2 separate regions of the Homo sapiens genome follow, and region 2 is linked to region 1. Evidence: chromatin contacts called from ENCODE Hi-C data. All regions are on one chromosome and are shown on one strand. Each heading gives the region's core, a stretch centred on a gene start or an enhancer-like site at or near the end of the contact. The rest is flanking DNA. Distances are from core to core; before and after follow the strand shown. Region 1 holds the start of LINC02321 (long intergenic non-protein coding RNA 2321). Region 2 overlaps RPS6KA5 (ribosomal protein S6 kinase A5).

Region 1 (3,942 bases), core at 796-3,295:
TGTATTTTTAGTAGAGACGGGATTTCACCATGTTGGCCAGTCTGGTCTCGAACTCCCGACCTCAAGTGGTCTGTCCACCTCAGCCTCCCAAAGTGCTGGGATTACAGGTGTGAGCCACCACGCCCAGCTGACATCAGGAGTTTTAAAGAGAAATCACGAACTAGGTGGGCACAAGGGACCTGGTTGTTCCTGGGGAGTTGTATCAGCAAACAGGTTTGAAGTTTGCACTTCGGACACGTTACTGTGAAAAAAAGAAACTAATTCTCATTTTGTGTGAAGGAGCCTGATAGACACAGGATCTGCTTCAGTGAGGAATTGTGAGTGATCTTCCCCTGCACAAGGCCAATAGGGTGCAAGGTTTCCACAGTTCAATTCAACAAACGTTTATTGAGTACCTACTATGTGCCGGACACAGTGTTAGGCCTTAGTGATACAATATTGTGTAGGGTATGGTCCCATCCCTCAAGGAACTCACAGTCTAGTGGGGGAAAGAAGTGAGCAACAGCTCTGCAGCCGGACCCAGAGGAACGCCAGGAATTAACTGTGGTGGGTGCTCCAGTAAGTCTTCCTGGAGAATGTTGCCCCCAAGCCAAGCCTTGAAAAAGGATCTCAGGTCCAGTCTGCTCACCAACCCTCACCATCTAACAAAGTGGTCCTGGGTTTTCAAAACTCTTGCACTCAAAATAGGGTCCCAGTATTCAGACATATGCAGTCCCAGATCACCCCCGACCATCAGATGAGAAAAACCCAACAATCTGGTCTCCTTTCCTGCAGCAAAGCACTTGGTGGTCAGAAGGGTTGGGGGTGAAGGTTTATGGGATCTGCTGGACAGCTGGTGAGGCATACAGACACTTCTGGTTATTATCTTTCTCCCAAATCAAATGCTAAAGGTACTAAAACCATGCTGACTGCATGAACCATTCCCTGGGGACTGGTAGGGCATTCCATTCCTCCCCACATTTGGGAGTCCAAACTGGGGTGGAGGGGTAAGAAGTAAAAGGTCTGGGTCAAGTGCTGCCCATCAGCTTGTTCATGATCAGGTACCCTTCAGTTTCCTTATTTGTAAGAGGAGAGTGCTAGTCAAGGAGGTCCTGGGCTCTGGTCGTTGATTCTGTCCTGTCAAAGTGAGAGTGGCTGGAATGGGATTGGTATATGGGTGCTCCCATACAGCTGAGGTTCCTTTCTGAGCTCTCAGGAAGCAAATTAAAAAAAAAATAATAATAATTACCAGGTGAGATGGCTCACAGCTGTAGTCCCAAGCACTTTGGGAGGCCGAGGCGGGTGGATCACCTGAGGTCAGGAGTTCGAGACCAGCCTGGCCAACATGATGAAACCCGTCTCTATTAAAAATACAAAAATTAGCCGGGTGTGGTGGTGGGCACTTGTAATCCCAGCTACTCGGGAGGCTGAGGCAGAAGAATCGCTTAAACCCGGGAAGCAGAGATTGCAGTGAACCAAGATCACTCCACTGCACTCCACCCTGGGTGACAGAGTGAGACTCCATCTCAAAAAAATAAAAAATGAAAAATAAAAATAAAACGAATAATAATAATAAGGCATCTGAAAAAACTCTTGAAGTTAGGAAACCTGGATTTGATTTTCATCTCTGTAACTGACCTGCCGTGTGACCTTGTGAAAGGCGTGTCCCCTCTCTGGGGGTGTCAGTGGACTAATTCCCGAGTTAGCTGTGGGGGGAGATGATCACTGGCATTTAACAGTAAGGTGGGGCTTCAGAAGTCCATCTACTGCGAAGCAAGAGAAAACTCCACGGAATACACGACTGAAACGAGTGGGAAGCCAGATGTGTCACGGACGTAGGGAGGGGAAGATGAAGGTCCCAGCAAAATCCCGGGAACATACCTGTCAAAGGGTCAGCGAGAAAACCAGTCCCTTGGCTGGTTGAAAGGAACACTTGATTCTTTGTCAGAAAGCAGCCTTGCGCTTCTAAGGGGTCTGCTGTCTGAAAGAAGCCTTCGAGGCTCGCAGACCTGGGGAAGAACTCAACCTGCCTTCAGCCCATGGGGACTGGGGCCGGCGCGGCTTTCTGGAATCGAACGGAACGAGGCGACCAGGCGCGGCGGCGGCAGCCAATGAGGGAGCCTCCTGATGAGGTCATGCAGTTCCTGGGCGCTTCATTGGCGGATCCTTCGCGGGGCCGCGGCGGGGGCCGCAGGGCGGAGCGAGGCGGGGCGAGGCGGGGCGGAGGCGGTGCCTGCCAGAGCCCGGACCTAAAACCGCGGTTCGATTTTCCTTATTTCCTCCCAGCGCTTATTTCCCCTGAGCGCGATGGGTCAGGCCCTTCTTAAGAGAGCAGTGAAAATACCCAGAAAAAAGGGCTTTTACTCACTCCAGAGACTGGGTTTACTTATTTTGGGTGAGCCCTCATTTTCTTTAGTAAAAGTGGAGGGTTGTTTAGTTTTGTTTCAATCCAGGCCAAACGCACTATTAACTCTAACCATTTAGCAACGCTGAGAGAATGTCCCTTGGTAGCCTTTTATTTGCCCACTGTGGTCCTCTAACCCGCTGTGTTGGGAGCACCGAACACCAGCTTTGTTCCACAGACGTGGAAACAGACCCAGGCGACTTGCCCAGGGTTATGTGGCCATTCAGTGGGACAGTGGGGGAACAGAGAACTAAGCTTTTGGTCCCTGCTGCCTGCCCAGGGGACCCACTCTCATGACCCTGGGTCACAGCCCAGGGCTCCCCACAGCCCAGGGCTCCCCACAAGGAAAGGCAGTCAAGTCAACCTTGCTGCTTCCTGTTGCAAGCTTTTGATACATCAGTTTCATTTTCAAAATACCGCCCAGAGTAGTCTATGGTCAGCAGAAAGATGCTGACAGCACTGTCTATTCTAGGAAGTTATTTTCGAATGAACTACAGTGTGAGGGACGGTTGGAATGTCCCTGATGCTGAAGGAGCCTGGCAGCTATTACGCTGGTCCTCAGCCCACCAGGCCTTCCTTTTTAAGAGGTATCTAGGAACTTGCATAATGCCTCTGTTTTGTTGCAGTCTAAGGGCGCTGACCCTTTGCCCAGAGAGAAGCGGAGTTTTAAGTGATGTGTACAGGACACTCTTCTAAGGATGAGACCCTGGCACTTGGCCTGGGCCCTCAAATATGCGTTGAATGACTGATACAGCCTGAATGCCTGTTATCAGACTCAGAGATTGTGTGGGCCAGGGAAGGCAGGCAGCAGAGAGAGTGCGGGCAGGCCGGGCGCGGTGGCTCACACCTGTAATCCCAGCACTCTGGGAGGCCGAGGTGGGCAGATCACTTGAGCTCAGGAGTTCAAGACTAGCCTGGGCAACATGGCAAAACCCTGTCTCTATTTTTATTTAGAAAGAAAGAAAGAGAGCGAGAGAGAGAGAGACAAAGAGAAAGAAAGAAAGAAAAAGAAAGAAAGAAAGAAAGAAAGAAAGAAAGAAAAAGAAAGAAAGAAAGAAAGAAAGAAAGAAAGAAAGAGGAAAGAGCAGAGTTAGATGGCCTCACTCGTGGGAGGATGCCATCTGTCATCTGGGATCTTTATCTCCTTTCCTGTATTTGAGGAATCCCCCACCAGAGACACTGAAAATGCCAGGCACTCACTGTGCCAGACCCCCTTGTTTCTACAGTGAGGGGTGGGGGACCTCAACCCTGCCAGGCAGACGCCACTCAGAAAGCAGGTGCAGGAGCGTGGGCAGCCTCAGCCTGATTCGGAGGCATCCCAGGTGGCAACTGCTCTGGCAGGCCATGTGAGTGGGGCTGGGGTGCACTTGGGTATCTGTGCCCAGCAGTGGTGGCAGCACTTTTCCTCCCTGCCAGACCAGTCCTGCGGAGGATGTCCAGCCTCCCAGCCTGGGTCCCTTCCTCCCAGAATGTGTGCACCTGATGTGATGAATTCCACTTCTACCTAAATCAGCCAGAGCTGGTTTCTGTGGTTTCTAGCAGAGAACTGGACTGCTGGA
Region 2 (3,942 bases), core at 492-2,991, 140 kb after region 1:
AGCCTCTATTCATTCCTTAACATACTACAGTACAACTTCTACCTCCATGATAACACCATAACTTAAAGCTAAAAATAACCTCTTGTTACTAGAGTCAATGAATACTTTTCAGTCCTCATATTACTTAACTTTATGCCCTTTGCAAAGGGCAAAAAGGAAAAGAGTGTTTCAAAGGCAGCAAAATAGCACAAAAACTGCCTCTATGGATCAGCCCAAATTGAGCCCCTCAAAAATGGTTATGTTAACCCACTGAATTTTGGGTTAGTTATGCAGAAAAAGACAACTGATATATTAGCAACTTGTAGATCATGCTTATAACTTAAGTGTCTTGTTCAAGATCACACAGTTAATAACCAAAACAATCTTTTTATTTTAGCAGAATAATAGCCCTTTAATTTAGGTCACACATCTTTCATATTAGGAAAACAATTTATATTTCATTTCAATGACACATAATTTATGCAGATATTTAACAGTAGCAAGTAGATTTCACTTTGTTATTATGAAATAATATTTCCTTCTTGGATTCAGAATAGCAAGCCGTGTGTGTGTATGTGTGTTTGTATGTATATGGAAAGGCAGGTAGAGAATGGAGGAGAGAAAAATAGCCTTTAAACCAGTAAATTTGTTTCTTAAAACAGTAAATTAATTCTGAGAATTTGAACTGAAGATCTCTACAAAATTTCCAAGATTCTTAAGCAACTCATATCATTCTGACAATTAATACCTTATGGAATTAACGTTAGGGTAAAACAGCACGTGCTCTCCATCAAAATTCTGACTTTCTAAGTACATACTGTTGCACAGTTTCAGGCTGCTCGTCTTTGCACATCTGATTTGACTTAACGTTGAACTCAGAAATCTCTCCATTGTTCTGCAGTTCATACACTTTTATTAGCAGATGGAGAAAGTGAAATTCACAGAGACATTGGGTTACATAAGCTTTAAAGTATTACTAAAAACTACAGCCTAAATAGCCCATTTTCCATTTAAGATGCAAAAGGATAACCACAGAAAGGGCTAGCAAGCTTATTTTAAGGCTATGTCTTGCTCGTGCAATTGCATGGAAGTCAGCTTGTAGGAGGGGAAGTCGTAGAGTTAACAGAAATCCTACATCTCCTGCTTTCAAGGAAAGATTCTGTTCTGCTTTCACTCTCCAAACACCCAAACACCTACTTATTTCCAGTAATACTCTGGCTGACCTCTAGACATCTAAGCTTTCTATTTCAAATTCTCCTACTTAGAATTTCTCTCTCTCATATTTCTTCTTAAATGGTGGCACCTTCCAAAGAGCTGTTATTAATTCCCACATGCCCCCTATGATTCAGACCACTTCTCTCTTTTTTTCTCTCTCTCTCTGCACTGTTACTTGGTCTTCTTTTTATTTTTTTTCCTACAAATTTTCCTCTTCCTTCTGATATGCTTCACTTCCATGAACTCCCATACCTCCTGTTCTCATTTCTACCTACTCTTTCTCCTCTGGACCACCCAAATCTCTCTTGATAGCTCCCTTTTCTTATCTTCTATCTAAAATATAGTCTTAACGTGACATGCCACACAAACCTGAAAGTCATTTCTTTTTAATGTCATGCCAAAACCATCTCAGTTTATTTTTGTTTGGTTTTAGCTCAACATTCTAATAGTACACTCTATAAATGCATTTCAGCTTATCAAAATCATTACAAAGTTCTGACTAAGAACATCTTATCAATCTTGTGAATTAGTCATATTTACTTCAAAGCAAGGAAGTGTTTTCAGTTACTGTCTGTTTCGTCATACTAGTGACTGTAATATATCATGAACCATTCTGTTACCATCTCAGCAATTACAATTATTGCTCACCCTTACAATTATTGAGATGAAACCAATACTCAAAAGTGAAACTTTAATTTTTAAATACCTCTTAACTCCATTGAAAGAATGACTCATGATCACAAAACTGTCTACAAGGCTGGGATGGCATTCATTATTGGGAATGATCCTTGGCATTACCTTTACAAACACTTTGGTGATTTGCTTATTTAACATCTTGTGAATTCTGATTAATGTAACAATTTATTACAGTCATAGATCAGCTGGTGTTTCAACAAAATCACCACTAACAGAAACCAGAAAACATCAAAAGAAAAATTATTTTTACAGATTATTTTCCACATAGAATTCCCTCTCAGTGTTAGTTGAAATAAATATGAGTTTTAAGAGAGAGAGAACAGATAAAAATATTTTTATATCTCTTGTTGTAACCATGCACAGGTACAGAAAAAGTTATAAAAGGAGACATGATCTCCACGTTACAAGATTTGGGAAAAGTAAAAGAAATATAAAGGGAAAAATCCACCAAATCCAATATCATTAGCTATAAATCAGAGGCTTAAAAGATATTAATGTTGTTGAATTAAAAAAAAAAACCAGAAATGTGACTTAACAATAGATAACTTTAAAGCAGGGGTCAACAAATTACAGACCAGAGGCCAAATCTGGTCCACCACCATTTTTGTAAATAAAATTTTATTGGAACTTGGGCCAGGCACGGTGGCTCATGCCTGGAATCCCAGCACTTTGGGAGGCCAGGGCGAGCAGATTACCGATGCCAGGAGTTCAAGACCAGCCTGGCCAGCATGGTGAAACCCTGTCCCTACTAAAAATACAGAAATTAGCCAGGTGAGGTGGCACATGCCTGTAAACCCAGCTACTCGGGAGGCTGAGGCAGGAGAATCGCTTGAACCTGGAAGGGAGAGGTTGCAATGAGCCGAGATCACGCCACTGCACTCCAGCCTAGGCGACAGTGAACTCCATCTCAAAAAGAAAAAAAAATTATTGGAACCCTACCATGCCTATTTATTCACTACTGCCTATGGTCAAAGAGACCTTAAGGCTTGCAAAGCCTAAAATATTTACCATCTAGCCCTTCACTGGTCAAAGTCCTGATGCCTGATTTACAAGATGACAGATACAATATAAATAAAGAGAAGGCAACTACCAGTAAATACAGCATATTGTAGGAAACAATCACACATACTCAGTTCAAGTAGAAATGCTAGTCTATTCCGTATCTGGTTACTAAAAGCAAAATGTCACAGGTAAGCAAATGGCAAGATAATACTAACATTGTAATAATCTTATCATTTGGAGAAGCCTGTGCAAACAAGGCGAATTTAATCCCAATGGAACAAGCCCCATCAAGAAGTCTACAGTGAGCCATAAATACTAGTAGGCACATGATGGCAGCCTAGACATGAATCTCCACATCTGCTCCTAAAACATCTTTAAAAACAGCAAGAAAAGCTGTAAACCTCCATGACCTACTCCTTCAGCAAAACTGAGAGAAAGAAAACCCATATACACCAAACAACATGGTTCAGGGCAGGCTAAGAAGGAACTGGGCAAGACATGAGCAATGTGGGAAGGTAGGAAAATGTAGTAAGATAGCAGGATATAGAACTAATATATAAAAGTAATAGCTTTCAGCTAGAAGGTATGGTGGAAGAGAAGACCCCATTTACAAAAGCAACAGATGACAGAATATCTAAGATTCAGTTAAGAAACATGGCTAGGAAGTAAATGCTAAAACACACCTGAAGGTCTTAGAAGGATTTCAACATCAGCAAACATACCATGTTCTTGAATTGGAATAACCAATATCATAAAAATGTCAAGTCTCCCTAAATTAATTTTTTAATTTACAGCAATTCCAGTGAAAATACCTTACGGTTTTTCCCCCCAAAACCAGACAATGTGATTCTAAAGTTCATGCTGAAAAATAAACCAACAGGAAGAGTCCTCCAAAAAGCTCTGAAAAATAAAGGCAATGAAAGATCAGGGGCAGAGGGCAACTAACCTTACCAAGAATTAAAATACATTGTAAAACCTTGATAAATTAAAACAGTATAGTACTGGTACATGACTTAACAAACCAAACAGAAAAAAATCAAATAGACCCAA

The links. Hi-C counts contacts between places; a loop is a spot of excess contacts on that map. Pooled maps may share reads with other maps.
Region 2: a pooled map shows a loop between it and region 1 (4-fold over the local background). The contact joins the enhancer-like site here to the promoter of LINC02321 in region 1. A Hi-C loop is called at or near these places in 6 of 50 pooled maps.

The regions. Positions count from the first base shown.
Region 1 is chr14:90,826,129-90,830,070 of GRCh38, forward strand. LINC02321 (long intergenic non-protein coding RNA 2321) reads right to left here and starts at 2,046. Exons shown (of 4, transcript NR_184259.1): 1 at 1,861-2,046. RefSeq lists a silencer at 2,077-2,336.
Region 2 is chr14:90,968,515-90,972,456 of GRCh38, forward strand. The region is part of intron 3 of RPS6KA5 (ribosomal protein S6 kinase A5); the gene reads right to left. Among named protein-coding and RNA genes, the nearest start is that of RPS6KA5, 90 kb to the right of the region's middle. Within about 2 kb of position 1,742, at least 2 of the 41 ENCODE cell types and tissues checked have a DNase peak (open chromatin) inside an H3K27ac peak, as active enhancers do.